Regions from separate parts of the Homo sapiens genome. Here region 1 is linked to region 2. Evidence: read pairs that join two places in POLR2A ChIA-PET (ENCODE). Cell type or tissue: CD4-positive, alpha-beta T cell. All regions are shown on one strand. Each heading gives the region's core, and the rest is flanking DNA. Links, peaks and the distances in the headings are about the cores only. Region 1 overlaps LOC107985694 (a long non-coding RNA gene). Region 2 overlaps SEPTIN6 (septin 6).

Evidence for each region. ChIA-PET counts read pairs that join two places held together with the same protein. Peaks named below come from ENCODE experiments on the same cell type or tissue, not always from the same donor. Only the 100,000 strongest peaks of a DNase experiment are listed, where the experiment ranks them.
Region 1: POLR2A ChIA-PET joins it to region 2 with 6 read pairs; 12 of 35 experiments call an interaction of 5 or more read pairs at or near these places.

What each region holds. Positions count from the first base shown.
Region 1 is chrX:119,802,240-119,817,868 of GRCh38, forward strand. LOC107985694 (a long non-coding RNA gene) reads left to right here. Exons shown (of 3, transcript XR_001755949.2): 3 at 3,140-8,729. It also overlaps a transcript of UPF3B not described here. Among named protein-coding and RNA genes, the nearest start is that of RPL39, 18 kb to the left of the region's middle. RefSeq lists a silencer at 6,847-7,141 and an enhancer at 6,847-7,141. In CD4-positive, alpha-beta T cell, for the core only: no CTCF peak of the experiment used is centred there; no DNase peak of the experiment used is centred there.
Region 2 is chrX:119,670,016-119,685,644 of GRCh38, forward strand. It overlaps SEPTIN6 (septin 6), which reads right to left. Exons shown (of 11, transcript NM_145799.4): 2 at 5,539-5,653. Among named protein-coding and RNA genes, the nearest start is that of SEPTIN6, 15 kb to the right of the region's middle. RefSeq lists enhancers at 7,648-8,148, 15,606-15,629 and a silencer at 8,087-8,206. In CD4-positive, alpha-beta T cell, for the core only: no CTCF peak of the experiment used is centred there; a DNase peak (open chromatin) is centred at 8,776; H3K4me3 peaks cover 3,100 bases; H3K27ac peaks cover 4,425 bases.

The DNA of each region.
Region 1 (15,629 bases), core at 4,675-9,674, 130 kb after region 2:
TTTCCTCCTTCCTTTCTTTCTTCTTGACAGAGTCTTGCTCTCTTGCCCAGGCTGGAGTGCACTGGTGTGATCTTGGCTCACTGCAACCTCTGCCTCCTGGGTTCAAGCAATTCTCCTGACACAGCCTCCTGAGTAGCTGGGACCACAGGCTTGTGCCAACACGCCTGGCTGACTTTTGTATTTTTAATATTTTTTCTTTTTTTTTTTTTTTGGTGTTTATTTTTTTGAGACAGAGTCTCAGTCTGTCACCCAGGCAGCAGTGCAGTGGCGCGATCTTGGCTCACTGCAACCTCCATCTCTCAGGTTCAAGCAATTCTCCTGCCTCAGCCTCCCAAGTAGCTTGGATTGCAGATGTGCACTACCACGCCCGGCTAATTTTTGTATTTTTAGTAGGGGTGGGGTTTCACCATGTTGGCCAAGCTGGTCTTGAAGTCCTGACCTCAAGTGATCCTCCCGCCTCGGCCTCCCGAAGTGCTGGCATTTCAAGCATGAGCCACCACGCCCAGCCGTATTTTTAGTGGCCAACCTTGCTGGCCACTCCTCCTCCTTGAAACACTTTTCTCTTGGATTAAGTAACACCGGAGTCTTCTGGTATTTCTCCTACTCTGGCTATTCTTTCTGTCTTTGTAGATACATTTCCTTACCTCTGTGTAATGTTAAGAGTTCTTTAAGGCTGGGCCCTAGGTCTGCTTCTGTTCCTACTTCACTCTCTCCCCATAAAGTGACAGAATCCATGGTCATGACTTCAATGGACCCCTAAAAATGGATGAATTCCAAATCCATACATCCATTTCCCACCTGCCATTCACCCCTCACTATAACATGGTTTCTATCTCTTTTAGGTCATCAGTTTCATTAGTTCACTAATGAAATCACGACTGCCAAATCCAATGAACACTTCCATTTCTTGTCTTCCTTAATCTCTCTGTGGCATGGGACAATGTCAGCCAATCTCCTTCTTGAAATTTTCCCTTCCCTTAATCCTCTCGCCCATCTGACAGTCATTCACTTTCAATCATTTTTGGTGGCTCTTGTACCTCCCTCTTGGGCTACTTGTTTCTAAAAGCTGAGGAAACAAAGTTATTTAGAAAGTAAAGGCAAAGTGATGCCATGTTAGGAAGGGCTGGCAGAATGAATGAAAATCAGGCAAAAGCTCAAGGATGTTGTCTAAACATTTTGTTCTTAAGGGACCAGAATAGTTGATGTGGTTTGGATATTTGTCCCCACCCAAATCTCATGGAAATATAATCCCCAGTGTTGTAGGTGGGGCCTGGTGGGGTGTTGGGGTTATGGGGCAGATCCCTCATGGCTTGGTGCTGTCCTCTCCATAGTGAGTTTTACAGAGCTGGTTGTTGTAAAGTGTGGCACCTCCTCCCCGCACTCACTCTCTTGCTCACTCTGTGATGTGGGATGTCTTCTGCTTCACTTTCCACCATGAGTAAAAGCTCCCTGAGGCTTTCCCAAAACTCGAGCAGATACCAGTGCCACACTTCCTGTACAGCCTGCAGAACTGGGAGCCAATTAAATCTCTTTTCTTATAAATTATCCAGTCTCAGGTATTTATTTATTTATTTATTTATTTATTTTTCTGAGGCAGAGTCTCATTCTGTTGCCCAGGCTGGAGTGCAGTGGTGTGATCTCGGCTCATTGCAGCCTCCACCTTCCTGGGTTCAAGTGATTCTCCTGCCTCAGCCTCCTGAGCAGCTGGGATTACAGGCACCTGCCACCATGCCTGGCTAATTTTTGTATTTTTAGTAGAGATGGGGTTTCATCATTTTGGCCAGGCTGGTCTCAAACTCCTGACCTCAAGTGATCCGCCCATCTCAGCCTTCCAAAGTGTTGGGATTACAGGCGGGAGCCACTGCACCTGGCCAGGTATTTTTTTTTTTTCTTTTTTTGAGATGGAGTCTCACTCTGTCACCCAGACTGGAGTACAGTGGCACAATCTCGGCTCACTGCAACCTCCACCTCCCTGGTTCAAGTGATTCTTCTGCCTCCGCCTTCTGAGTAGCTGGGGACTACAGGCGTGTGCCACCACGCCCAGCTAATTTTTTGTATTTTTAGTAGAGATGTGGTTTCACCATGTTGGCCAGGCTGGTCTCAAACTCCTAACCTCGTGATCCACCCACCTCAGCCTCCCAAAATGCTGGGATTACAGGCATATGCCACTGCCCCCAGCCCCGGCCAGGTATTTCTTTATAATAATGTAAGAACAGCCTGTATTAGTTCGTTTTCACACTGCTGATAAAGACATACCCGAGGCCAGGAGTGGTGGCTCATGCCTGTAATCCCAGCACTTTGGGAGGCCGAGGCAGTGGATCACCTGAGGTCGGGAGTTCAAGACCAGCCTGGCCAACATGGTGAATTCCCATCTCTACTAAAAATACGAAATTTAGCCAGGCACGGTGGCGGATGGCTGTAATCTCAGCTACTAGGGAGGCTGAGGCAGGAGAATTGCTTGAATCTGGGAGGTGGAGGTTTCAGTGAGTTGAGATCACGCCACTGCACTCCAGCCTGGGTGACAGAGTAAGACCTTGTCTCAAAAAAAAAAAAAAAAAAAAAAAAAGACATACCCGAAACTGGGATGGAAAAGAGGCTTTAATGGACTCACAGTTCCACATGGGTAGGGAGGCCCCACAATTATGGCAGAAGGCAAGGAGGAGCAAGTCATGTCTTACATGGATGGCAGCAGGACAAAAAGAGCTTGTGCCGGGGAACTCCTCTTTATGAAACCATCAGATCTTGTGAGACTTCTTCACTATCATGGGAACAGCACAGGAAAGACCTGCCCCATTATTCAATTACCTCTCACTGGGTCCCTCACACAACATGTAGGAATTCAAGATGAGATGTGGGTGGGGGCACAGCCAAAAAACATCAGGCCTAATATAGGAGTGAACCATGAACTGATTTTTCCCTGGTAGACAAAACAAAGGCATGCCAGTGAAAGCAGAAACTAATATCATTCATGCACTTTTGAAATTCTCCAGAGGTTAATTCAGTATCAAAAATTTAATTTCTCAAATATAACAGCTATTTAGTGAAGTTAATAAACACACTTAGCTTCATACTTGAATGTTGTTACTATTTATTGACATCAAAACAAAACAAGCTGAGACTAAAAGTTGCTATTTAACAGGAACAGACATTGATGCAGTTTCCTTCCTGGAGAGGGTACACACTCAGATCATGAGACCTAAGATAAAACACACACTGGATTGTCAAGAATCAAACAAGGACTACCAATGGGATCTAATTAAACTAAAGAGCTTCTGCACAGCAAAAGAAACTACCATCAGGGTGAACAGGCAACCTACAAAATGGGAGAAAATTTTCGCAACCTACTCATCTGACGAAGGGCTAATATCCAGAATCTACAATGACCTCAAATAAATTTACAAGAAAAAACAACCCCATCAAAAAGTGGGCTAAGGACATGAACAGACACTTCTCAAAAGAAGACATTTATGCAGCCAAAAAACACATGAAAAAATGCTCATCATCCCTGGCCATCAGAGAAATGCAAATCAAAACCACAATGAGATACCATCTCACACCAGTTAGAATGGCAATCATTAAAAAGTCAGGAAACAACAGGTGCTGGAGAGGATGTGGAGAAATAGGAACACTTTTACACTGTTGGTGGGACTGTAAACTAGTTCAACCATTGTGGAAGTCAGTGTGGCGATTCCTCAGGGATCTAGAACTAGAAATACCATTTGACCCAGCCATCCCATTACTGGGTATATACCCAAAGGACTATAAATCATGCTGCTATAAAGACACATGCACACGTATGTTTACTGCGGCATTATTCACAATAGCAAAGACTTGGAACCAACCCAAATGTCCAACAATGATAGACTGGATTAAGAAAATGTGGCACATATACACCATGGAATACTATGCAGCCATAAAAAATGATGAGTTCATGTCCTTTGTAGGGACATGGATGAAACTGGAAATCATCATTCTCAGTAAACTATTGCAAGAACAAAAAACCAAACACCGCATATTCTCACTCATAGGTGGGAATTGAACAATGAGATCACATGGACACAGGAAGGGGAATATCACACTCTGGGGACTGTGGTGGGGTTGGGGGAGGGGGGAGGGATAGCATTGGGAGATATACCTAATGCTAGATGACGAGTTAGTGGGTGCAGCACACCAGCATGGCACATGTATACATATGTAACTAACCTGCACAATGTGCACATGTACCCTAAAACTTAAAGTATAATAAAAAATAAAAAAAGCTGAAGATAAAAGCAGATGTTTGAAAATATTCTTCATGCTAAGCTCATGTAAGCAAACAAAAAACTAAAAGTAATCCTTAAACTTTAGGACATTAGATGCAGAAGTAACATGACTATTTAAATTTTGGCACCAACAAAAGTTTGTTCTATCCTTCACTGTACTTATACTACAAGGACATGCTTGTTGCTTCTACACTTCCCAAAGTCAACAGTTATCATCAACAATGCAATAAAACTAGATTGGAATGGACGGGCACGGTGGCTCATACCTGTAATCCCAGCACTTTGGAAGGCCGAAGCGGGGGGAATCACCTGAGGTCAGGAGTTCAAGACCAGCGTGGCCAACGTGGTGAAACCCCATGTCTACTAAAAATACAAAAATTAGCCAGGCAAGGTGGCGGGCACCTGTAATCCCAGCTACTCGGGAGGCTGAGGCAGGAGAATCAGTTGAACCCAGGAGGTGGAGGTTGCAGTGAACCGACATTGAGCCACTGTACTCCAGGCTGGGCAACAGGGTGAGACCCTGTCTAAAAAAAAAAAAAAAAAAAAAAAAGAAAAAAAAAAAAGAAAATTCAACTCGGGATGAACAACAGCTTTTGATTTTAGAACCAGCTCTTACTTTTCTCTCGTGTCATACGTAATGAAGTCCTCACTTGACATTTCCCTGCAAATTGCAATGCATGTCCTCACCATCAGCTTTTTCTGACACTAAAATTAATTTGTATAAATTGCAAAAGCAATGAAATTGTACTTCCAATTCTGAACCTCTGATCAGATTCCTGCTTTGACACAAGACTTACTCCTCTGCAGTGTACCCCACCAGCACAACCACCCCCTTTCTCTCTATTCTTTGCCCTGAAGGCACTTCTGGATTGCTTAACGTGTGCTCTTTGGCTGCCTAGACAGTCAGTACACCTAAGGCCATCTGGACTTAACACTCCCTTCCTCCTTCTTTTCTATGGTTAATATCACTTTCCTGCTTTCTTTCTACTGCTGAATCTCCAGATTGGTGCTGCCATCTTGCCACCAGAATCGACCTGGGCTTCGAGCTCCTGGATGGTAAAGCTTCATCCCTGGATGATCCTGAAGTATAATGAAATATGTTACTGTTAGAACAATGCTAATATGCTTTAAATGGGATTATCAGGTCATATCTTATATATATTAATATATACTAAAGCTCAGTAATTTAAGACCAAAAATGTGAGGGCATGGTAAATGACAACTTGCCCATTTCCTCTCTCCATCTCCAAAGAAAAGCAACCATTTTATAATTATTATTTTATAAGCCTGGTTCAGTTTCTTTTTTTTCAGAGATATCATCTCACTGTGTCACCCAGGCTGAAGTGCAAGTGGCACAATTGCAGCTCACTGCAGCCTCGACATTCCAGACTCAAGCGATCCTCCCACCTCAGCTCCCTAGTAGCTGGGATTGCAGGCAGGTGCAACCACACTGGGCTAAGTTTTTAAATTTTTAGTAGAGAGGGGGTCTCCCTATGTTATCCAGGCGGGTCTTGAACTCCTGAAGTTAAGTGATCCTCCCGCCTTGGCCTCCGAAATGCTAGGAGACGGGGTTTCGCCATGTAGGCCCAGCTCGTCTCCAACTGCTGACCTCAAGTTATCTGCCTGCCTCAGCCTCCCAAAGTGCTGGGCTTATAGGGATGAGCCACCGTGCCTGGCCTATAGTTATTAAGGACATGAAATTATGCTTTATGAGGAAGTGGTCCTCACCCCCACTGCCTACAACACAAGAAAGGAGAGGAAGGGAGCAAACTAGAAGAAGAAAGGTGGTATTGGGGGAAAGGATATCAATTAAAGATGGATTTTAAAAATTGCTTCGCAGGAGGGAGGGCCCTCCTGTGGTTTCACTGGTTGATCTGGCTGAGGGATTTTCTCCAGCGACACTTGCAGCTTAGGGGCAAGAGGCTCCCACAACACCCTGTGCTACCTCGACCCTTCTGACATTGTGCATCATGATCTGATTATTGCTATTTGCCTCTTGCCAATATTGAACCATGAGTTCAACACAGACAAGGACTTATTTTAATCCTTGACCCCAGGGCCGGGCACACAGTCAGTGATTGGTACATGTTTGCTAAATGAATGAGCAAATGGAAGAAATTGAAGAGGGTGGGGTGGGGACGTGTGGTTTATCCAGAGCTGGACAGGCAAGGCAAGTAGAACAGAAGAGGGAGGTGCTGACGTGAAAACGGCCTTGAGATGGCTGGCAACAGGCTAGACAAAGAGGCAAGGGATGTCAGCTCATGCCTGGTGGTTCAGGAGAATGGCTTCTCTTAAGGCCAACTCCTCTAACCTCTATCTTGGCTTCCATTTTCACCTGCCTTTGCAGGAAGCCTACAGTATTAGTAGTCTCTTTCTCTTGGGTATTCATTCTTTTAGAGCTTTCCTTTTGGCTTCTAAACTTACTTTCTCATATTTAAAATAATGCTTCATTAACACCATTAACCTATGTATCTCAATTTCTTTCACAGCTGTGTTAGTCTGTTTTCACAGTGGTAGAAAGAAATACCCGAGACTGGGTAGTATATAAAGAGAAGAGATTTAATTGACTCACAGTTTCGAATGGCTCGGGAGGCCTCAGGAAATTTAAAATTATGGCAGAAGGTGAAGCAGGCATGCCTTACATGACAGCAGGCGAGAGGTGAATTGCGAGTATAGGAAAAACTGCCACTTTTAAGACCATCAGATCTGGTGTGACTCACTCATTATCAGGAGAACAGCATGAGGGAAACCAGCCTCCTAATCCAATCACCTCCCACCAACTTCCTCCCTTGACACATAAGGATTACAATTCAAGATAAGATTTGGGTGGGGACACAGAGCCCAACCATATCAACAGCCATATGAGAAGTCTTCAAAAAGTCCATGGAAAATGTGTATTATCAAGAAACTGTGCATGGATTGCAAAATCTTTTTGAGGGCTGGGCATGGTGACTCACCCCTGTAATCCCAGCACTTTGGGAAGCTGAGACTGGTGGATCACTTGAGGTCAGGAGTTTGATACCAGCCTGGCCAACATGGTGAAACCTCGTCTCTACTAAAAAACAGAAAAATTAGCCAGGTGTGGTGGTTCACACTTGTATTCTCAGCTACTCAGGAGGCTGAGGGAGGAGAATAGCTTGAACTGGGGAGGTGAGGTTGCAATGAGCTGAGATCGCGCCACAGCACTGCAGCCTGGGCGACAGAGTGAGACTCCATCTCAAAAACAAAATCTTTTTGCACCAAAACAAACTGGTACTAACGCATTATAAAATGTCTCAACAGGATCTAGTTTGAGTCATTAAAAAGGAGAAGTCATCAGTTTGAAAAGAGCTACAATCAGAGCAAAATGAATTCTGCTAAAATTGAAGGAACAACAAACGTCAAATTTAGGGTGAGGTTAGGGTGGAAGAATGGTAAAATCACTGATGCTTTACCAAAAGTTTATGGGGACAATGCACCTAAATAAATCAGCAGTTTATAAAAATAGTTAATTTGTAAGAAAGGACAAGACGATGCTGAAGATGAAGCCTGCAGCAGCAGGTCATCCACATCAATTTGTGAGAAAAAAAATTTATCTTCTTTGTGCCCTAATTTGGAAGGACCAACGATTAACAGCAGAAACAACAGTCAACACCATAGACATCACAATTGGTTCAGCTTACAGAATTCTGACTGAAAAATCAAAAGTTGAGCAAACTTTCCACTTGATGGGTGCCAAAACCAGATCAGCTGCAAAGAACAGAGCTTTCAATGGAAATTTTAAACAAGTAGGCTCTATTGGTTGCTACAAAATTAATTGCAGTTTTTGCCATTGAAAGACATGTCAAAAACCGCAATTACTTTTGCCCCAACCAATAGATCATGAAGCATCTATTGGGAAAGTGTAACAGGAGGTGAAATGTGGCTTTCCAACTATGGAGACAAAGTACAATCGAAGTAATGGCTCCGAAGATGTGGAAGTGGTCCAGTCAAAGCAAAAGTGGTCTGGTCAAGAGCAAAGGTCATGGAAATAGTTTTTTGAGCTGCTTGAGAAATTTTGCTTGTTGACTTTCTGGAGGGCCAAAGAAAAATAACATCTGCTTATTATGAGAGTGTTTTGAGAAAGCCAAAGCTTTAGCAGAAAAATGCCCAGGAAAACTTCACCAGAGAGTCCTTTTCTATCACAGCAAAGGTTCTGCTCACGCCTCTCATCAAACGGGAAATTTTGAGAGAGTTTCAATGGGAAACCAGTAGGCATTCACCCTACAGTTGGTATTTAGCTCCTTCCAACTTCTTTTGGTTTCCTAATGATAAAAAATCTGTAAAGGGTACCATTTTTTTTCCAGTTAATAATGTAAAAAAGATTGCATTGATGTAAATTCCCAGGAACTCCAATTCTTTGGGGATGGATAAAATGGCTAGTATCTAAGTGCTGTGAGCAAGAGACAAAAATAAATAAATAAATGGCTAATATCATTGCCTACAAAAGTGTCAAAGTTTCTTGACCTTGGTGGATCTTATAAGTTTATATTTTTTATCTTTTACGTCTATTTTCCACAAACTTTTTTTTTTTTTTGAGACAGAGTCTGGCTCTGTCACCCAGGCTGGAGTGCAGTGACGTGATCTCCGCTCACTGCAACCTCCGCCTCCCGGGTTCAAGCGATTCTCCTGCCTGAGCCTCCTGAGTAGTTTGTACTACAGGTACGCGACACAACACACAGCAATTTTTTTTTCTATTTTTTTAGTAGAGGTGGGGTTTTGCCGTGTTGGCCAGGCTGGTCTTGAACTCCTGACCTCAGGTGGTCCACCTGCTTCGGCCTCCCAAAATGCTGGGATTACAGGAGTGAGTTACTGCACCCATCATCTGTTCTTTTAAAAATCCATGGCCGGGTGCGGTGGCTCACACCTGTAATCCCAGCACTTTGGGAGGCCGAGGTGGATGAATCACAAGGTCAAGAGATCATAGACCATCCTCGCCAACATGGTGAAACCCCGTCTCTACTAAAAATACAAAAATTAGCTGGGCTTGGTGTCACGTGCTTGAAGTTCCAGCTACTCGGGAGGCTGAGGCAGGAGAATCACTTGAACCCCGGAGGCAGAGGTTGCAGTGGGCAAAGATCGTGCTGCTGCACTCCAGTCTGGTGACAGAGTGAGACTCAGTCTCAAAAAAAAAAAAAAAAAATCCCTCAGGCTGGACACGGTGGCTCATACCTGTAATCCCAGCACTTTGCGAGGCTAAGGTGGGCGGATTGCTTGAGCCCAAGAGTTTGAGATCAGCCTGGGCAACATGGGAAAACCCTGTCTTGACAAAAAATACAAAAGTTAGCTGGGCATGGTGGCCTATGCCTATATTCCCAGCTACTCAGGAGGCTGATGTGGGAGGATCAACTGAACCCAGAAGGTCAAGGCTGCAGTGAGCCGTGATTGTGCCATGGCACTCCAGTGGTGGTGACAGACAGAAACCTTACCTCAAAAGAAAAAAAAAAATCCAGGCTGGGCCCAGTGGCTCATGCCTGTAATCTCAGCCCATTGGGAGGTTTAGGTGTGCACATCACTTGAGGTGAGGAATTGGAGACCAGCCTGGCCAACATGGTGAAACCCTGTCTCTACAAAAAATACAAAAATTAGCCATGTGTGGTGCCAGGCATCTGCAATCCAGCTACTTGGGAGGCAGAGGAAGGAGAATTTCTTCAACTCAGGAGGTGGAGGTTGCAGTGAGCCAAGATGGCACCACTGCACTACAGCCTGGGTGACAGAGCAAGACTCTGTCTTAAAAAAAAAAGAAAAAAATCCACCTAGGAACTAATTGCAAGCCATGATTCTTTCTGATAATTACATATTTATATGTTCAGGAGAATGTGAAGGAGGCCTCAGAGTAGAACTAAGGGTCCAGAAACTTTTGAAGATCCCTCGTACTTCCCTAAAAAGTTGTATATATCTTTTCCATTCTCAACCCAATCTGGCTTCCCTGCCCCATAATTCTAGGGCATCAGTGATTTGCAAGTCACTGAATGCCATGGCTTTTGTCAGGCATCATAATTGACCATTCAGCGGCATCCAACCCTGCTGGCCACTCCTCTTCCTTGAAACACTTTTCTCTTAGATTAAGTAACCCAGAGTCTTCTGGTTTTTCTCCTACTCTCTGGCTAGTCCTTCTCTGTTTTTGTAGATACATTTCTTTACCTCTATGTAATGTTAGTTTTTCGAGGTTGGGCCCTAGGTCTGCTTCTGTTCTTACTTCACTCTCCCTCTTAAGTAACAGAATCAATGGCCATGACTTCAATGACCACCTAAAAAGAGATGAATTCCAAACATACATCCATTTCCCACCTGCCATTCACCCCTCACTGTAACATGGTTTCTGTCTCTTTTAGGTCATCAGTTTCATTAGTTCACTAATGAAATCACGACTGCCAAATCCAGTGAACACTTCCATTTCTTGTCTTCCTTAGCCTCTCTGTGGCACGGGACATTGTCAGCCAATCTCCTTCTAGAAATTTTCCCTTCCTTTAGTACTCTTGCCCAGTTGACAATCATTTACTTTCAGTCATTATTGGTGGCTCTTGTACCTGCCTCTTTGGCTATTTGTTTCTAAAAGCTGGGAAAACATAAAGTGGTGATTAAGAAAGTAAAGGCGAACTGATGCCACGTCAGGAAGGGCTGGCAGAATGAATGAAAATCAGGCAAAAGCTCAAGGATGTTGTCTAACATTTTGTTCTTATGGGACAAGAATAGTGGATGTAGTTTGGATATTTGTCCCCACCCAAATCTCATGGAAATATAATCCCCAGTGTTGTAGGTGGGTCCTGGTGGGGTGTTGGGGTTATGGGGCGGATCCCTCATGGCTTGGTGCTGTCCTCTCCATAGTGAGTTCTTACAGAGCTGGTTGTTGTAAAGTGTGGCACCTCCTCCCCGCACTCACTCTCTTGCTCACTCTGTGATGTGAGATGGCTGCTCCTGCTTTACCTTCCGCTATGAGTAAAAGCTCCCTGAGGCCTCCCAGAAGCTGAGCAATGTGAGATTCCCGACTTGTACAGCCTGCAGAACTATAAGCCAATTAAACCTCTTTTATTTTTTTCTTTTCTTTTTTTTTTTTTTTGAGATGGAGTCTCGCTCTGTCACCCAGGCTGGAGTGCAGTGGTGCTATCTTGGCTCACTGCAACTTCTGCCTCCTGGGTTCAAGCGATTCTCCTGCCTCGGCCTCCCGAGTAGCTTGGATTACAGGAGCGTGCCACCATGCCCGGTTAATTTTTTTGTATTTTTAGTAGAGACAGGGTTTCACCATGTTGGCCAGGCTGGTCTCAAACTCCTGACATCAAGTGGTCATCCCACCTCAGCCTCACAAAGTGCTGGGATTACAGGCATGAGCCACCGTGCCTGGCCAAACTTCTTTTCTTATCAATTACCCAGTCTCAGGTGTTTCTTTTTAGCAGTGCAAGAATGGTCTAATACAGGAGTGAACCATGAACTGATCGTTCTCTGGTGGACAAAACAAAGGCATGCTAGCGAAGGCAGAAACTAATATCATTCATCTGCTTTCCAAACTCCAAAGAGGTTAATTCAGTATCAAAAAATTAATTTCTCAAAATTCACAGCTGTTTGCTAAAGTTACTCACTACACTTAACTTCATACTTGAATGCTGTTACTATTTATTGACATCAAAACAAAACAAGCTGAGACTAAAAGTTGCTATTTAACAGGAATAGACATCGGTGCAGTTTCCTTCCTGGAGAGGGTAGGCACTCAGATCATGAGACCTAAGATCAAACAAACTAGATTGTCAAGAATCCAACAAGGACTACATTTTACCTCTTAATAAAAAAAATGCTGGAGACAAAACAAGATGTTTAAAAATATTCTTCATGCCAAGCTTAGATAAGCAAATAAAAAACTAAAACTAATCCTAAAACTTGAGGATATTGGATACGGAAGTAACATGACTATTTAAATGTTTGCATCAATGAAAGTTTGTTCTATTCTTCCCTGTACTTGTACTACAAGGACATGCTTGTTGCTTCTATACTACCCAAAGTCAACAGTTATCATCAACAATTCAGTAGAAATAGATCAGAACAAGACTTCAAAGCGACTCTGCTCCACCAAAATTTAGAAACTCAATTTGGGATGAACAAAAGCTTTTGATTTTAGAACCAGCTCTTACTTTTCTCTCATGTCATATGTGATGAAGTCCTCACTTGACATTTCCCCCTGCAAATTGCAATGCATGTCCTTGCCATCATCTTTTTCTGACACTTTAATTTATAGAAATTGCAAAAGCAATGAAATTGTACTTCCAATTCTGAACCTCTGATCAGATTCCTGCTTTGAGGCAAAACTTACTCCTCTGCTGCACACTCCTCTACTCTTTTCTTTCTTTCTTTTTTTTTTTTTTTTTTTTTTTTGAGATGGAGTCTTACTCTGTTGCCCAGGCTGGAGTGCAGTGGCAAGATCACGGCTTACTGCAACCTCCGCCTCCTGAGTTCAAGCGATTCTCCTGCCTCAGCCTCCCGAGTACCTGGGACTACAGGCACCTGGCACCACGCCTGGCTAGTTCTTGTATTTTCAGTAGAGATGGGGTTTCACCATGTTGACCAGGCTGGTCTCAAACTCCTGACCTCAGGTAATCCACCCGCCTCGGCCTCCCAAGGTGCTGGGATTACAGGCGTGAACCATCACACCCAGCCTCTCCTCTTCTTTTGTATGGCTAATACAACTTTCCTGCTTTCTTTCTACTGCTGAATCTCCAGACTTGGTTATGTCATCAGGGTGCGAGAGTCGACCTTGGCTTCGAGCTCCTGGATGGTAACGCTGCATCCCTGGATGATTCTGAAGTACAATGAAATATGTTACTGTTACAACAATGCTGCTAAGCTTTTACGTGGGATTTTCAAGTCATAACTTATATATTAATATATACTAAAGTCCAGTCATTTAAGACCAAAAATGTGAAGGCATGGTAAATGACAACTTGCCCACTTCCTCTCTCCATTTCCAAAGAAAAGCAACCATTTCCTAATTATTATTTTATAAGCCTGGTACAACTTATTTTTCTTAGAGACATGGTCTCATTTTGTCACTCAGGCTGAAGTGCAAATGGCAAGATTGCAGCTCACAACAGCCTTGACATTCCAGACTCCAGCCATCCTCCCACCTCAGCTTCCTAGTAGCTGGAATTGCAGGCACGCTCTACCACACTGGGCTAAGTTTTAAAATTTTTAATAGAGATGGGGTCTCCCTATGTTATCCGGGCTGGCTTTGAACTCCTGAAGTTAAATGATTCTGCCACCTTGGCCTCCCAAATGCTAGGATTGCCTGCATAGACGAAGTTTCGCTCTGGTTGTCCAGGTTGGAGTGCAGTAGTGCAATCTCGGCTCACTGTAACCTCTGCCTCCCGGGTTCAAGCGATTCTCCTGCCTTAGTCTGCTGAGTAGCTGGGACTACAGGTGCACACCACCAAGCCCGGCTAATTTTTGTATTTTTAGTAGAGACGGGGTTTCACCACGTAGGCCAGGTTCATCTCCAACTGCTGACCTCAAGTGATCCACCTGCCTCGGCCTCCCAAAGTGCTGGGATTACAGGCATGAGCCACCATGCCTGGCCTATAGTTATTAAGGACATGAAATTATGCTTTATGAGGAAGTGGTCCTCACCCCCCTTGCCTGCAACACAAGAAAGGAGAGCAAGGGAGCAAAGTAGAAGAAAGGTGGCACTGGGGAAAGGATATCAATTCAAGACTGATGGTAAAAATTGCTTAGCAGGAGTGAAGGCTCTCCTGTGGTTTCACCAATTGATCTGCTTGAGGGATTTTCTCCAGCGACACTTGCAGCTTAGGGGCAAGAGGCTCCCACAACACCCTGTGCTACCGCGACCCTTCTGACATTGTGCATCATGATCTGATTATTGCTATTTGCCTCTTGCCAACACTGAAACATGAGTTCCACGTGCACAAGGACTTATTTGAATCCCTGACCCCAGGGCCTGGCACACAGTCAGTGATTGGTACATGTTTGCTAAATGAATGAGCAAATGGAAGAAATTGAAGAGGGTGGGGTGGGGATGGGTGATTTATCCAGAGCTGGACAGGCCAGGCAAGTAGAACAGAAGAGGGAGGTGCTGACATGAAAACAGGCTAGACAAAGAGGCAAGGATGTCAACTCATGCCTGGGGGTTCAGGAGTGTTGCTTCTCCTAAGGCCAACTCCTCTAACCTCTACCTTGGCTTCCATTTTCACCTGCCTTTGCAGGAAGCCTACAGTATTCGTTGTCTCTTTCTCTTGAGTATTCATCCTTGTAGAGCTTACCTTTTGGCTTCTAAACTTACTTACTTTCTCATATTTAAAATAAAGCTTCATTAACACCATTAACCTATGTATCTCCATTTCTTTCACAGCTATATTAATTGGTTTTCACACTAGTAGAAAAAATACCCAAGGCTGGGTAATATATAAAGAGAAGAGGTTTAATTATTTTATTTTATTTTTATTTATTTATAAAATAAATAAAATATGTGACGTAGTCTCGCTCTTGTCGCCCAGGCTGGAGTGCAATGGTGCGATCTCGGCTGACCACACTTCTGCCCTTCAGGTTTAGGCGCTTCTCCTGCCTCAGCCTCCTGAGTAGCTAGAATTACAGGCGGGCATAAGCACACCCAGCTAATTTTTGTATTTTTAGTAGAGATGGGTTTCGCCATGTTTGCCTGGCTGGTCTGGAACTCCTGACCTCAGGTGATCCACCGGCCTTGGTATCCCAAAGCTGGGATTACAGGGGTGAGCCACCAAGCCCAGCCGAAGAGGTTTAATTGACTCACAGTTCCACATGGCTGGGGGAGCCTCAGGAAACTTACAATCATGGCAGAAGGGGAAGTGGACACATGCTACATGGCAGCAGACTAGAGGTGAAGTGCGAGCATAGGAAAAACTGCCTTGTTTAAAACCATCAGATCTTGTGAGGCTTACTCACTATCACAAGATCAGCATGTGTGAGACTGCCCCAATAATCCAATCACCTCCTACCAAGCTCCTCCCTTGACACATGAGGATTACAGTTTAAGATGAGATTTGGGTGCGGGAACAGAGCTCAATCATATCAACAGTCATATGAGAAGTCTTCAAAAAGTCCATGGAAAATGTGTATTATCAAGAAACTATGCATGGATTGCAAAATCTTTTGGCATCAAAATAAACTGGTACTAACTCGTTAAAAAATATCTCGACAGGATCTAGTTTGAGGCATTAAAAAGGAGAAAGCATCAGTGTGAAAAGAGCTCCTATCAGCGAAAAATGGATTCTGCTAAAATTGAAGGAAGAACAAACATAAAATTTAAGATGAAGCTTGGGTGGAAGAACGGTAAAATCACTGATGCTTTACCAAAAGTTTATGGGGACAATG
Region 2 (15,629 bases), core at 6,135-11,134:
CTTGTTCCCAGGAGTGCAAAGCAACGGGCCCCAGAATATTTGTACTGTTGGCTCTGGTGGTTCCTCTGAGGCATTCTGTACTGCATCTAGGATCAGGGGATCCTTGAAATTTCCAAAGCTAAGGGACTAGTATATGTGTTTTTATGGGGAGAAAGAGGAACCTCACCTCTTCGGTAATTATGGTCAACCCTAGAGAATATATTGGAGAGGAGTCATAATATGTTCACACTCATGTGCCTAGTCCTCTAAAAAGAATAATAGGCCAGGTGTGGTGGCTCATGCCTATAATCCCAGCATTTTGGGAGGTCCAGGTGGGCGGATCACTTGAGGTCAAGAGTTCGAGACCAGCCTGGCCAACATGGTGAGACCCTGTCTCTACTAAAAATACAAAATAAATCAGCTGGGCATGGTGGTGCGCACCTGTGATCCCAAGTACTAGGGAGGCTGAAGCATGAGAATCACTTGAACCTGGGAGATGGAGGTTGCAGTTAGCAGAGATAGTGCCACTCCACTGCAGCCTGGGTGACAGAGTGAGACTCTGTCTCAAAAAAAAAAAAAAAAAAAGAAGAAGAAGAAGAATTGCAGGTGCCGTTTATTGGTATCCTTACTATAAATTAGGTTCTGGATTATCAAAAATTCTCGGCCGGACGCAGTGGCTCACACCTACAATCCCAGCATTTTGGGAGGCCGAGGCAGGCAGATCACCTGAGGTTGGGAGTTTGAGACCAGCCTGACCAACATGGAGAAACCCCGTCTCTACTAAAAATACAAAATTAGCTGGGTGTGGTGGTGCACGCCCATAATCTCAGCTACTCAGGAGGCTGAGGCAGGAGAATTGCTTGAACCCGGGAGGTGGAGGTTTTGGTGCGCCAAGATCGTGCCATCGCACTCCAGCCTGGGTGACAAGAGCGAAACTCCATCTCAAAAAAAAAAAAAAATGCTCTCTCTTAGTTGCAACACACATATGTGCACAGATGTACACACATGCACACATGCATGTAGGATACCTTGCTGGATGTAGGCCTATGATCGGCAGCCCAGCACCAAGATAAACAATAGTGTGAAAAAATATCCTAGGTCTTTGTTAATAATTGAAGCTAGTGCTACCATAATTTTACACCAAAAATGCCCTATCAAGAAAAAGAAACGTTTGGGTATGGTGGCTCATGCCCATAATTCCAGGACTTTGGGAGGCCAAGTAGGGAGGACTGCTTGAGCCCAGGAGTTAGGGACCAGCCTGGGCAACATAGTGAGACCTCATCTCTACACAATAAGTTTTTTTTTTTTTTTGAGACGGAATCTCACTCTGTCACCCAGGCTGGAGTGCAGTGGCGTGACCTCCGCTCACTGTAAGCTCCGCCTCCCGGGTTCACGCCATTCTCCTGCCTCAGCCTCCTGAGTAGCTGGGACTACAGGCGCCCGCCACCACGCCTGGCTAACTTTTTTGTATTTTTAGTAGAGACGGGGTTTCACCGTGTTAGCCAGGATGGTCTCGATCTCCTGACCTCATGATCCGCCCACCTCGGCCTCCCAAAGTGCTGGGATTACAGGCGTGAGCCACCGCGCCTGGCCCTCTACACAATAATTTTAATTAAAAAAAAATTAGCCAGGCATGGTGGCATGTGCCTGTAGTCCCAGCTACTCAGGAGGCTGAGGTGGGAGGATTGCTTGAGCCTGGGAGGTTGAGGCTGCAGTAAGCTGTGATCACGCCACAGCACTCCAGCCTGGGCAATAGAACAAGACTGTGTCTCAAAAGAAAAGAAAAGAAAATACTTTGGGGAAATATATTCTATGCCCAAACAGCATCTTGTTATAACAGTCATTAAGGGAGTAAATGTACACAGGCAGTAGGCATGAACTATCATCACAAAAAGCTCTGCAAGATAAAAGATCACCTTCAGCAGCTAAGCTATGGACCCTTTGCGAAGTCAGTGACTGGATCCAGCCTCATGGCTGGGCTGACATTGCAGCTTCAGAGCTACTCTAAGCTACTTATGACCTTGGCCCAAATTGTGGGTTCTCTGAGCAAGGACAGGGTGGTGAGCACAGCAAGAGGGCAGGATGCGTGCATTGCAGGGTTTTTTGGAACAGGGGTGAAATTAACCCAGTCGGGGCTGGCCTATCCAATGGTTGCACCTGTGAGTCTAAGACAGGAGCTACAGAGGCAGCCATTTCCTGAAACTTGACAAGTGGGGAGCAAAAGAGAGTCTGTGACTCTTGAGGATGAGAGCATCTCCTTCCTACTCCTCCCCTCTTGGAGGGTCTGTGCTGGGTACTTGAGCAATTCCATCCCAGCAGGTGCAAGTGGAAGCATTTATAGCTGTACAATGTCTAGGTGGAAACTAGAGGATGGGGGATTACTATTTCTCCCATCCACTTTGCCTTGAGCTTGGCTGCCTCTGGGCCCTAGGGGAGCCTGTGCTCCACATATCAAATTACCCTACACTTCCACCCTCAGAGATCCATTTCAATTCACATGGCCTCCCTCCTAAAGCTTTACTAGCCCACCCAATCGCACTGGTTGAAAGGTTGCTTAAGGTGGATCTGTCATTTCTCTTCTCATCTCAACTTCAGTACAGGTCATATGGAGTTCTGGGAAGAATGCCAAGGGACTCTGATATGTTTGTGCTTAAATATTGTGGTAATCAAATATTATGTGAAATAAGTTGGCCATCAGCCAAAGATTGGAGCTCTTGTTAGTTAAACAGAGATTTGGCAGTGCTAACATTGGATGTGATAGTCTTTGCACTTGATGTCGATTACTGTGACTTCTAGTTATTTTACATTTTTCTCCAAATAGCACCTAATCATAACCATCAGTTAGACTTTCAGCATTTGAAGAATTAACAGCCTAGATCTGGACTCTAAGGCCCTCGATGTGTAATTCTGTGAAGCACATATTTTCTTTTTTTTAATGTACTGTTTTATTCACTAATGCCTCCAGGTATATTTCTCTCCCTATGAACAAGGACATGCATAGTAGAAGTCACATCTTAAAAATAAGTTTGAGTATAAATCTGTGGATTGAAACTGAAGCACATATTTTCATCTGATAGGTTCCAAAGTTGATGTGGGCCAGGCATAGTGGCTAATGCCTGTAATCTCAGCACTTTGGTAGGCTGAGGCAAGTGGATCGCTTGAGCTTAGGAGTTCAAGAACAGCCTGGGCAACACAGTGAGACCTCACCTCATCTCTACGAAAAAAATGAGCCCGGTCGCATGCCTGTAATCCCAGCTACTTTGGAGGCTGAGGTGGGAGGAATGCTTGAGCCTGGGAGGTTGAGGCTGCAGTGAGCCTCTGCACTCCAGCCTGGGTGACACAGGGACACTTTGTCTCAAACAACAACGACAACAAAACCAAAGTTGGTGTGTGGGAGTGAGCCATTTAGCTAGGGAGTGAGCCTAGCTTGTGGGAACAACTGCCCGTCATCTGTTGTTCTCTACTTGTCCTTGAATGTGTAGCAATTCTCTTACAAAAAGTGACCTGGAAAAGAATGCTGGGGATAGAGGAAAAAAAATGATAAAGAGCCCAAGAAAATGAATGACCTTAGTGAGAAAACAGAATTTCTAGGCTGGGCGCGGTGGCTCATGCCTGTAATCCCAGAAGTTTGGGAGGCCGAGGTGGGCGGATCACTTGAGGTCAGGAATTGAAACTCCGTCTCTACTAAAAATACAGAAATTAGCTGGGTGTGTGGCGTGCACCTATAGTCCCAGGTACTCAGGAGGCTGAGGCAGGAGAATCGCTTGAACCCGGAAGGTGGAGGTTGCAGTGAGCTGATATCACGCCACTGCACTCCAGTCTGGGTGACAGCACAAGACTCTGTCTCAAAAAAAAAAAAAAAAAAAAGAAAGAAAGAAAAGAAAAGAAAGAAAAAACAGAATTTCTGAATACATTAAAGTGTAAAATATCCAATTTAGTAGTAGTTCAGATCTACTACATGAACAAGTTCCCCATACGCTCTATACAAAAATAAAAGGCAATTAGCAAAAGTGTTTGAGTGTTTCAGCCAGTACAAAAACAGACTTTATTCTGGTATTTATATAATCATTAAGGTTCAGAAGGTCACTGGAAATATGCAGGTATGCTTTCCCGTGTTACAGGGTGAAAATTATATGCTATGATCATGTTTGCAAATTTGAGATATTTAAGATCTAAGAAGATTCTTTTTTTTTTTTTGAGACAGAGTCTTACTCTGTCGTCCAGGCTGGAGTGCAGTGGCGCGATCTGAGCTCACTGGAAGCTCTGCCTCCCAGGTTCACGCCATTCTCCTGCCTCAGCCTCCCAAGTAGCTGGGACTACAGGCGCCCGCCACCGTGCCCGGCTAATTTTGTTTTTGTATTTTTAGTAGAGACGGGGTTTCACCGTGTTAGCCAGGATGGTCTCGATCTTCTGACCTCGTGATCCACCGGCCTCGGCCTCCCAAAGTGCTGGGATTACAGGCGTGAGCCACCGTGCCCGGCCGAAGATATTCTTGAAGAAGGAACCGTTATCCCTCATATTTGTTTGATTGGTGCTCAGTGGTTTCCAAAGTGCTTTCATGTGCTCAAGAGATATTGCTGGCAGCAGTTAGAGAAGCAGGGGGAGGAACAAGGGGTCAACCAGGCCTGAGTCCTCATTATGGTGCCACTTCTTCTGTGTTGCCTCAGGTAAGTCCCTTATCCTCCCCAAGACTCTGTGTCTCCACCTGTTTCATGAGGATACAAATGCTACTTGCTCTGCTCACTTCGCAGAGTCCTGGTAATGTCCAAAAGAGCTAATGTGAGAAAGTGAAAAGTATAATGAATGGTTCCTGTGGCATTCACCCATTCATTCATTTCACAGATATTACCGCACTCTACTTGTGCTGTGATTAGCAAATAGAGGGGGCTAAGATGCAGCTCCCACTGTTGAGATTAAATGTCTAGGTAGAGGCCGGGCACAGTGGCTCACACCTGTAATCCTAGCACTTTGGGAGGCCAAGATGGGTGGATTGCTTGAGCTCAGGAGTTCAAGACCAGCCTGGGCAACATAGTGAGACCCCCATCTCAAAAAAAAAAAAGTCTAGGCAGAGAGATAGGTAAAGGGAATAAAAGAATGTTGCATACAGCTGTGTGGTGCCTGCACCCGAGCTCAAACTAAACCAAGCACAGCAAAACTACAGAGGAAACAGACCCAACCCACTGCCCACAGCTGGTGGGCAGGCGTTTTTTGTCAGCTATCCCCTCCCTCCCAATTCTGCCCTGGATCCTGTCTTCTGTAGTCAAAATGAACTCTACAGCCATACTGAGCCAGCCAGCTCCCTTACAGAATTTCCACTGGGTCTCACATAGCTCAGTTTCCCCCCAAGATATGGCCCTATACTCTGATCTGGCCAGGGGAAAAAAGTAATTACAGCCAGCTGTTTACAAAAAACAGGCAGAGAGATAAAAGAAGAGGGGAGAGACACTCTCGCAACTAAATCAGAATGACACACTATTTAACCTAATTACCTGCAAAGCCGTATCCAGCCATTAAGGATCCATATTCTGTAATAGAATTTCCTGCTATGGAAATACTCACCCACGCACAGGATGTTGAAGCAGAAGCCCTGGCTGACGGACTTATTCACCAGCTGGTCAGGCAAGCTGTCAAACCCCACATGTCCAGCCAGGGGGACAGTTCGGCAACCTTCACCCTAATTTGGAAGGAGTGAGGGAGAAAATGAAAATGTGCTTAAAAGCAGTCTGGGTCTCGCTTCTCCATCCAAATGTTCGCTGTGCAAGGAAGTCACACCCGCCCAGGCCCAGTGTGTCATCTCTTCCCTCAGCTACTCCCTGCTCCAAAGCAAAATGGCCCGTCAGCTTGGAAATCACAGATTCTTGGGGACAGGCATCCTCTAGGCTCAATAGTGAATGTCGCCACAGCTCCAGAGAAAATTACAGAGGAGCTTATTAGGGGCAGGAGAGTGGAGTCAGGGGAGGAGAATGCTGGCACCGAGATTCACAGACTCAGGTTAAATCTCCACTCAGTCATTTACAAGCTGAGTAACTTGCTGAGACTGTTTCCTTCCACATCTGCCATCTGAGATAATATGGCATATCTTAGAGGTGACTGGGAGCCTCAGAAACGCTAATACATGTAACGAGCTTAGTATATGCAGAAGTATTCAGTAAGTATTACGAAAAGGGTTTAAAAAGCAATTATTGGGCCGGGTTCAGTGGCTCACACCTGTAATCCCAGCACTTTGGGAGGCCAAGGCGGGGGGGATCACTTGAGGTCAGGAGTTCAACACCAGCCTGGCCAACGTGGCGAAACCCTGTCTCTACCAAAAAAAACAAAAATTAGCCAGGCATGGTGGTGGGTGCCTATAATCCCAGCTACTTGGGAGACTGAGGCAGGAGAATTGCTTGAACCCGGGAGGTGTAGGCTGCAGTGAGCCGAGATCACGCCACTGCACTACAGCCTGGGCAATAAGAGCGAAACTCTGTCTCAAAAAAAAAAAAAAATCAATTATTGGCTGGCGAAATGTCTCACACCTGTAATCCCAACACTTTGGGAGGCCAAGGTGGGTGGATCACTTGAGGCCAAGAGTTTGAGACCAGCCTGGGCAACACAGTGAGACAACATCTCTACAAAAAATCAAAAATTAGCTGGGCATGGTGGCATGTGCCTGTGTAGTCCCAGCTACTTGGGAGGCTGAGGCGGGAGGATTGCTTGTGTCCAGGAGGTAGAGGCTGCAGTGCGCTATGATGGCACCACTGCACTCCCGCCCAGGTGAGAGAGCAAGATCCTGTCTTAAAAAAAAAGCAATTGTTCCTCTCTCTCTAGAGCATTTTGAGGACCTACAAAGGCAGTGTAGTGTAGAGGTTAAGAGTAGAGGCTTTGAAATCTGGCAGGTGTTAGTTACAGCCCCATCTCCACCATCTCCTGGCTGTGTCACCCTCAGACAAGTTACATAAACTTCTTAAGTTTTCCCCATCCATAAAATCGGAAACTATTGAGTAGGAGTGTGAGGATTATACAGGATCATGCTCCTCAAGCCCTTAGCGTAGTGCCTAGCATGTGGTGAGCATTCAATCAGCAGTAGCTGCTGTTGTTATTCACTGTGGGGTTATCCTTACACCCCCAGCCTGAAGGGTACTGCATGGAACACTGTGGCTCCCTATGGCTACAAGAAGCTGCCTCCGTGCTTCCTCTGGGTCCCTTGACTCCCTAAGGGTCAGCCAAGCCACTCCCAGCCCTGGAAAGCAGAGGGCCTTTGCTTCGCCTGCAAGGCCCAAAGCTGCTTATAGTTAATGATTTTACAAAACAGGAGGAGACTCAAACTGGAACAGGATTCCAAGGAGCCAGGGGGAAGCATAAAAGGGGCCTGCGTGGAGCGTGGACTCAAGAAATGTGCCAAATACCAACCAACGGCCACAGGGGAGGGGAGGGGACAGGGGAGAAGGGAGCTTGAGACAGCTGAGCTAGACAAGAAGGGAGTACTATGTAAGGAGTCAGTTTCTGTTGGGTGGGGCTGCACCAAGCTTTCCATAACTAGAAAGATGCCAAGAGCAGTCCAAGAAGGGCACGGTTAGTGCCAGGAGGCCCAGCCCAGCATCACAGGCTGCACTAAGCAGGCAGCTCTTCTGTTGGGCTGGACCACCTTTTAGACTAGGTCCATAATAAGGGCACATTTTCACACTGAAAGGGGTGGGGTGTGAGGGTGGTGGAGCCTCTCAGCAGCCAACTTTGTCAGAACCGGCTCCCAGATAGCCCCTTCACACAGCTTTAGATCTCACTCCCATCGGTGTCACTAGATCCTGTGAGGGCAAGCGACAGGGCTAGTGCCGGTGAATGCCATGTGGCAAGTTCATTACCCTCACACATCTCACCCCACACCCTCCCAGTGGAGAACTCTTAACAGACAACCATATGCCATCATTCAGTGAGAGTTGGTGTATTCTCTGCCCCAGGGGGTCCCCTGAAGACACCTGAGGCTGGGTGCAGTGGCTCGCACCTGCAATCGCAGCACTTGGGGAGGCCGAAGTGGGCGGATCTCTTGAGCCCAGGAGTTTGAGACCAGACTGAGCAACAATGGCAAAACCCCATCTCAACAACAAGAAAAATACAAAAATGAGCCGGGCATGGTGTCGTGAGCCTGTGGTCTCAGCTACTCAGCAGGCTGAGGTGGGAGGATCACCTGAGCCCAGGAGGTCGAGGCTGCAGTGAGCCATGATCTCGCCATTGCACTCCAGCCTGGGTAACAGAGCAAGACACTGTCTCGGCCGGGCGCGGTGGCTCATGCCTGTAATCTCAGCACTTTGGGAGGCCGAGGTGGGCGGATCACGAGGTCAGGAGATGGAGACCATCCTGGCTAACACGGTGAAACCCCGTCTCTACTAAAAATACAAAAAATTAGCCGGGCGTGGTGGCGGGCGCCTGTAGTCCCAGCTACTCAGGAGGCTGAGGCAGGAGAATGGCGTGAACCTGGGAGGCTGAGCTTGCAGTGAGCCGAGATCGCGCCACTGCACCCAGCCTGGGCGACAGAGCGAGACTCCGTCTCAAAAAAAAAAAAATAAATAAAGACAGCTGAGCCTCATGAGTGGTTCACATCACTCAAGGCTTTGTTCTACGTTCACCCCTTTCTGCTTCTCCTTCTCATTTCCCCTTCTCTTTATTAAAGCAAACAAAGTAAGATGCAAGATTCCCACTGCTAGTTCTTGGTCCGCAACGCTGCAGGGGAGTCAGGGACATGAGAACTGATATGCTTTCTTTACGGAGCCTCCGATGTAGCAGGCATCGGAAATTGAGGTGGACTCAGAGTTGAGGTTTCCTGAGCCATTTGTTATCACCCCTGGCTGCCTCTTCCGGCCTCCAACAAATTCAGCACCATGAAGCTTCAAGTGCTCCAAAGTCAAAAGGAGAGGAAATGAATTTTCAAACTGAAGACAGTGCTGTAAAGAGCCCTAAACGGCAGAAGAAAAAATTTTCTTTTCTTTCCTTTTTTTTTGATAAGGAGTCTCTCCCTGTCTCCCAGGCTAGAGTGCAGTGGCGCGATCTCAGCTCACTGCAACTTCCGCCTCCCAGGTTCAAGCGATTCTCCTGCCTCAGCCTCCCGAGTAGCTGGGTGCCCACCACCGCACCCGGCTAATTTTTTGTATATTTTAGTAGAGATGGGGTTTTGCCATGTTGGCCAGGCTGGTCTTGAACTACTGACCTCAGGTGATCCACCCACCTTGGCCTCCCAAAGTGCTGGGATTACAGGCATGAGCCACCATGCCTGGCCCAAAAGAAATAATTTTTTAAGCCCTAAGAAGCAGAAGTATGGACTTCATTTCCTAAGCAATGGGATTTGGGGGATTTTGAGTGATTTGAGCAGGGAGGGCCATGATACAGGGAGTGTTTTTAAAAGATCACTCCAGCTGCAGGGTGTTTGCTTGATTGGATGGACAGAGAGACTAGGAGCAGGAAGACATAGGAGGAGATGACTCCAATAATGTTGAGCCAGCAGAGTGACATCCAGGCACTGTGACAATAAATGCTGGTTGGTGTGAACTGACCTGACTTGGGACTCAAAGAGAAGGAACAAATTTGAGAGATGTCTTAAGAAGGGATGAGCCTCTGCCGGGAGCAGTGGCTCACGCCTGTAATCCCAGCACTTTGGGAGGCTGAGGCAGGCGGATCACGAGGTCAGGAGTTCAAAACCAGCCTGGCCAACATGGTGAAACCCCATCTCTACTAAAAATACAAAAATTAGCCGGGCGTGGTGGCGGGAGCCTGTAATCCCAGCCACTCAGGAGGCTGAGAGGCAGGAGAATCACTTGAACCCAGGAGGCGGAGTTTGCAGTGAGCCGAGATTGCGCCACTGCACTCCAGCCAGCCTGGGGGACAGAGAGAGACTCCGTCTCAAAAATAAATACATTAATTAATTAAAAAAGAAGGGATGAGCCTCAAGGAGTGATTGGGCAGAGAGAACAATCGCAAGGGTCTAAGCCCGGGAGCTTGGATTGACAGCACCATGGAGACACATAGGAAAGCCAGGAAAAGATGCCTGTTTAATGGGGACGATGAGGAGACTGATTTTAAATTAGCTGTTACTAAAAAAATTACATTTATCAGATTTTTTATTTTGTGGAAGTAATCAATGTTCACTGTAGAAATTTTAGAACATACAGATAATAATAAAGAAGAAAATCAAAATCAACCATAATATCACTCTCCAGAGATAAACACTCTTAATTTTATTTATTTATTTATTTATTTATTTATTTATTTATTTATTTATTAGAGATGGAGTTTCTCTCTTGTTGTCCAGGCTGGAGTGCAGTGGCACAATCTCGGCCCATGGGTTCAAGCGATTCTCCTGCCTCAGCCTCCGGAGTAGCTGGGACTACAGGTGTGCACCACCACGCCCAGGTAATTTTTGTATTTTTAGTAGAGACGGGGTTTCACCTTGTTGGCCAGGCTGGTCTTGAACTCCTGACCTCAAATGATCCGGCCACCTCGGCCTCCCAAAGTGCTGGGATTACAGGAGTGAGCCACCATGCCCAGCCACTGGTGACTTTTAGAATCCTTATTTCTTTTGTATCTGTTACCCAGTGTCCAATACACCTAAATTAACTGAGGAGTTTGGGAAAGAAGGGACATAGAACCTGGTCAATGTGTTTTTCTTGCTAACTGGGATTTAAGCAGCAAACTTTTTGTCTCAATCCCTGTAGCTAAGAAAGCTTCAAAAATGTATTTGTGGCCAGGCACGATGGCTCACGCCTGTAATCCCAGCACTTTGGGAGGCCGAGGCGGGTGGATCATGAGGTCAGGAGTTTAAGACCAGCCTTGCCAACATGGTGAAACCCCGTCTCTACTAAAAATACAAAAATTGGCTGGGCGCGGTGGCAGATGCCTGTAGTCCCAGCCACTCGGGAGGCTGAGTTAGGAGAATCACCTGAACCCGGGAGGCAGAGGTTGCATTGAGCCGAGATCACGCCACTGCACTCCAGGCTGGGCGACAGAGTAAGACTCTGTCTCAAAAAAAAAAAAAAAATGTATTTGTATAGTTCCTACTTTAGGAAATCCTGTCTGGCAAACACTATGCACCCTTGCTTTGATGAATCTTATAAGATGTCAAGGTCATCATTATGAGTATCAGTCCGCATTGTTCAGAGTTAAATACGCAAAGGTAGGAAGGACAGAAGGACACAACATTGAACTGAATGTACACTGACCCCAGCACAGCCCCTGGAAGTTTCTCCCCTCCTCTCTCACTAAATCTCTGATATCTTATCTCTTTCCTCTTTCTCCTTAAGGTGGCCTGATTAATTGAGGGCCTGATTACTTTGATTGCAGTTAATTGAATGTTCCTTGACTACAATGTGCACGAGAGGAGATGGAACCGGCAACTTGGCCCAGCATGTCTGACAGTAAATCTCAAGTTTTCATCTTTAGTAGCAGGTGGTGCCATATTACCATACTGAAGGCCTGAACTGAGATGCTGGAATGGCCAAAGTCACCATTTTAAATTGCACTTCTCTCATAACCCTGCAACCTCCTCTCAGAATCTGTACAAAGATCTATTACAAGGAAATTTATTACAGCACAGTTTATAATGCTGAAAAAAAAAACCCAACCTAAATGTCCAACAATAGGAAAATATTTAACCAAATTATGGTACACGCATATTCTGGAATATTCTACATCCATTAAGAAGCATGTGGGTAGTTCTGTATGTACTGATGTGAGTATCTCCAAGACATATTATAAAACAGAAAACAGAAGTTATAGGGCGACTGTAATAAAATAGAAGAAAATGGAAGTTATTACATGACTGTAATCCCAGCATTTTGGGAGGTCGAGGCAGGTGGCTCGCTTGAGCCCAGGAGTTTGAGACCAACCTGGGCAACACAGCAGAATCCCGTCTCTACAAAAAATACAAAAATTAGCCAAGTGTGTTAGCACACACCTGTAGTCCCAGCTACCCAGGAGGCTGATGTGGGAGGATTGCTTGAGCCCGGTAGGTCGAGGATGTAGTGGGCCAAGATTGTGCCACTGCACTCCAGCCTGGGCAACAGTGAGACCCTGTCTCAAAAAAAAGAAAGAAAAAAAAAAGAAAATAGAAGTTGTAAACTATAAGCACAATATGAGCCCATATATGCCCCAGAAGCCCTGTAGATGTGTATTTGCACGTAAATGTATGTGGATGCATAGAAAGAAGACTGAAAATACAGCCACCAAACCCACAATCGTAGCTACCTCAGGGGAGGGGGATGGAAATAGGGGCTCAGTCAAGGGAGTAGTCGGTATGCTTCCCTATTGTTTGACTCTTTTATAGCACGAATGTATTCGCATGTTACCCATGTAATTTTAAAACATTTTTAATATAAGAAAGAAGAGTTCTCACTCAGCTTTGCAGCAGGGGTAATTAGGATGCAGAGAGTCTGAGAGGAGCTAAAAGGAAGGCAAAATGAAAGAGTGCTCCTGAGAACTGGGAGAGCGCCCCACTCCCCTCCCCAATTACATTTCCTGTTTTCTCCTCATCTGCAGTCACCTGTGGTTTTTAAATACGTTATACCACATTTCATATCACAGGCAGAAACACTGCTCTCTTTCTCTTCTGCCTCCTCTCCTGAGGACACACCAATTTCGTTTTTTAATTGAATATTCGTAAGGTTCATATTATCAAGAACAAGTTATGGTGGTTCCAGCTGCGCATCTTTCTCTCATTGCTGTTACTGAAAATAAAGAGTCCCTTAAGCACCCGAGTAGGCCACCTCTGTCCCCCACTCCCCTTGGCCCCTCTTCCAACCTCTGTGATAGTAAGCAAGCCGTATTTGAGGCCTCTGGGAACTGAGGGTGCATCTGTGTCAATGGAGAATTTCCCGCCTCTGTTTCAAACCAGGGTGGCTAAATTAGTAGCTGTCATTCTAAAGAATAAAAGCAAAAAGTTTGAAACTCATTGCTGATGACTAGGCTGTCCCTAAACTTTCTCCTCTGGCCATTCCCATCCAAATACTAGGAAAGCGGCCAGGTACGGTGGCTCATGCCTGTAATCCCAGCACTTTGGGAGGCCAAGGCGGGCAGATTACTTGGGGCCAGGAATTCGAAACCAGCCTGGCCAACACTGGGAAAACCCGTCTCTACTGAAAATACAAAAATTAGCCAGGCTTGGTGGCTCATGCCTGTAGTCCCAGCCAGTTGGGAGGCTGAGGCAGGAGAATCGCTTGAACGCAGGAGGCGGAGGTTGCAATGAGCTGAGATCGCACAACTGCACTCCAGTCTGGGCAACAGAGGGAGACTCTGTCTCAAAACAAACAAACAAACAACAACAACAAAAATGCTAGGAAAGAAAAGAAACACTGAAACCGGACTCTCTTCAGTCACCTACTGGTGGGCCCAAGCTCTCACACCTCCCTTTTCTCCATTTCCACTCTCAGCCCTGAACACTGATGTCTGAAAGACCGTGCAAATCTCCAAGACTATGAATCATCGGTTCAGTGATACATGATGGAATATTAAGCAGCTGAGAAAAATGTTTTCTAAGAATATTTAATGACAAAAGGAAATGCTCACCAAAGGCAAACAACAACAGGAAAACCAACCTGTATACACAGGGTCATCCCAATGATGGGGGAAAATACACATTTTTTAAAAGATTAGAAGAACACATGCCAAAATAATGTCAGTGATTTCTTTTGGGTAGAGAGGTTGTAGGTGATGTTGCTTTTCTGGGTTTTCCAAATGTTCTACAATAGGCATATTTTACTTTTATAAACAGGGAAAATGTTACTTTTTTAAAAAAGATTCTATGATGATACTTTCCTGGGTAGGAAAGTGGCCTCAGGTATTTTAGAAAAATATTGAACTACAACCAAAAAGGTGCCTGACAATTTGGGTCATCAGAGCATTTAGCTTTCAGGCAGTTTTATTGTATATAAAACATTTATTTTACCAGAAATACAATAAAACCCTATTAGTCTCCTTATTATAACTTCTTTTTTTTTTTTTTTTTGAGACAGTGTCTCACTCTGTCAACCAGGCTGGAGTGCAGTGGCGCGATCTCAGCTCACTGCAACCTCTCCCTCCTGGTTTCAAGCGATTCTCCTGCCTCAGCTTCCTGAGTAGCTGGGATTACAGGTGTGTACCACCACACCCAGCTAATTTTTGTATTTTTAGTTTAGTAGAGATGGGGTTTCACCATGTTGGCCAGGCTGGTCTAGAACTCCTGACTTCAGGTGATCCACTCGCCTCGGCCTCCCAAAGTTCTGGGAATATAGGCGTGAGCCACTGTGCCCAGCCCCCTTATTATAACTTATTATTACATATTATATATATAACTTATTGTCATACAGTATAATTTCTTATTATAATGATTCATGTGAACCAGAAGTCAAATCATATATCCTGAAACATGTAGCAAAAAGTCTTGATGAAACAATCAGGTAGCTGATAGCTTCCTCTGCTGCCTCCAATGCTGCCAAGGATGCCGCTGTATTATGTCATAAGAACCACAAAAGCACTGATAAGTTCCCAGAGGTTTTTTTTTTTTTTTTTTTTTTCTGAGATGGAGTCTCACTCTGTCTCTCTCAGGCTGGAGTGCGGTGGCACGATCTCAGCTCATTGCAACCTCCGTCTCCAGGGTTCAAGTGATTCTCCTACCTCAGCCTCCCGAGTAGCTGGGATTACAGGCGCCCACCACCACATCCAGCTAATGTTTGTATTTTTAGAAGAGACGGGGTTTTGCCATATTGGCCAGGCTGGTCTCGAACTCCTAACCTCAGGTGATCCGCCCGCCTCAGTCTCCTAAAGTGCTGGGATTACAGGTGTGAGCCCCCGCACACAGCCAAGTTCCCACAGGTTTTAAAAACAATTCTCAAATGCATCCAACACATCAAATATCAGAATGTCCCTCATGCTAATTAAGCCAGGCTAAGAGGAAACTGAGTAGTAGCAATGCCCTATCCTGGGAAAGAGAAATGTGGGGGCTGTTCTAAGGAGAAATAAGGCCTGCAAAAGCTGGCAGCACCCCCAAGGGGCCTCAGAAATGCCCTTCAGTTGGGGAGCAGTTGTGCTGAAGAAGCACAAGACAGACTATCCTTACCAGACAGAGGAGGAGGCCCATTTTTGGCAAATCCAATAGATGAAACTGATTTTAATACACAAGATAAATTCCAGAGTGGCTTTTCATTCTATAAAAGGATTCACAGCAGGATTCCATTAAGTAGCCGGCTCTTCTACTGCATTGAAAGCAGGATTCAATAGACAAACATTCAGCTGTCATGTACCTTTATAGGAAGACAATAGCTATCTACACCTACATGGACAGGCAATATCTGAAGGGTTGTTTCTGTTCCACTTACCGAGAGCCTGCTGAGCTAAAAGCATAGATCGACCTTCCCTACGACTCTCTCCCCACCCAGCTCAAGGGGTCAAAGCAGGGAAGGGGTGGGGTTCAATTCTGCCACCTCATTCGGAAGCAGACGCAGGCAAGGACCTAAAAGAAATGAGGCTGGAGAAAAAGGAAACATAAGCACCATACAATGTTAGAGCTGGAAACGCCCTTAAAGATCACCTAATCCAGCCCTTTCGTTTCACAAAAGGGGAAACAGAGACTCACAGAGAGGAAGTGACTTGGCTCACGTCACAGACTGATTTAGTGACAGAGAATAGTGCTAGGATCCAGGCCCCTGTCGAGCCAA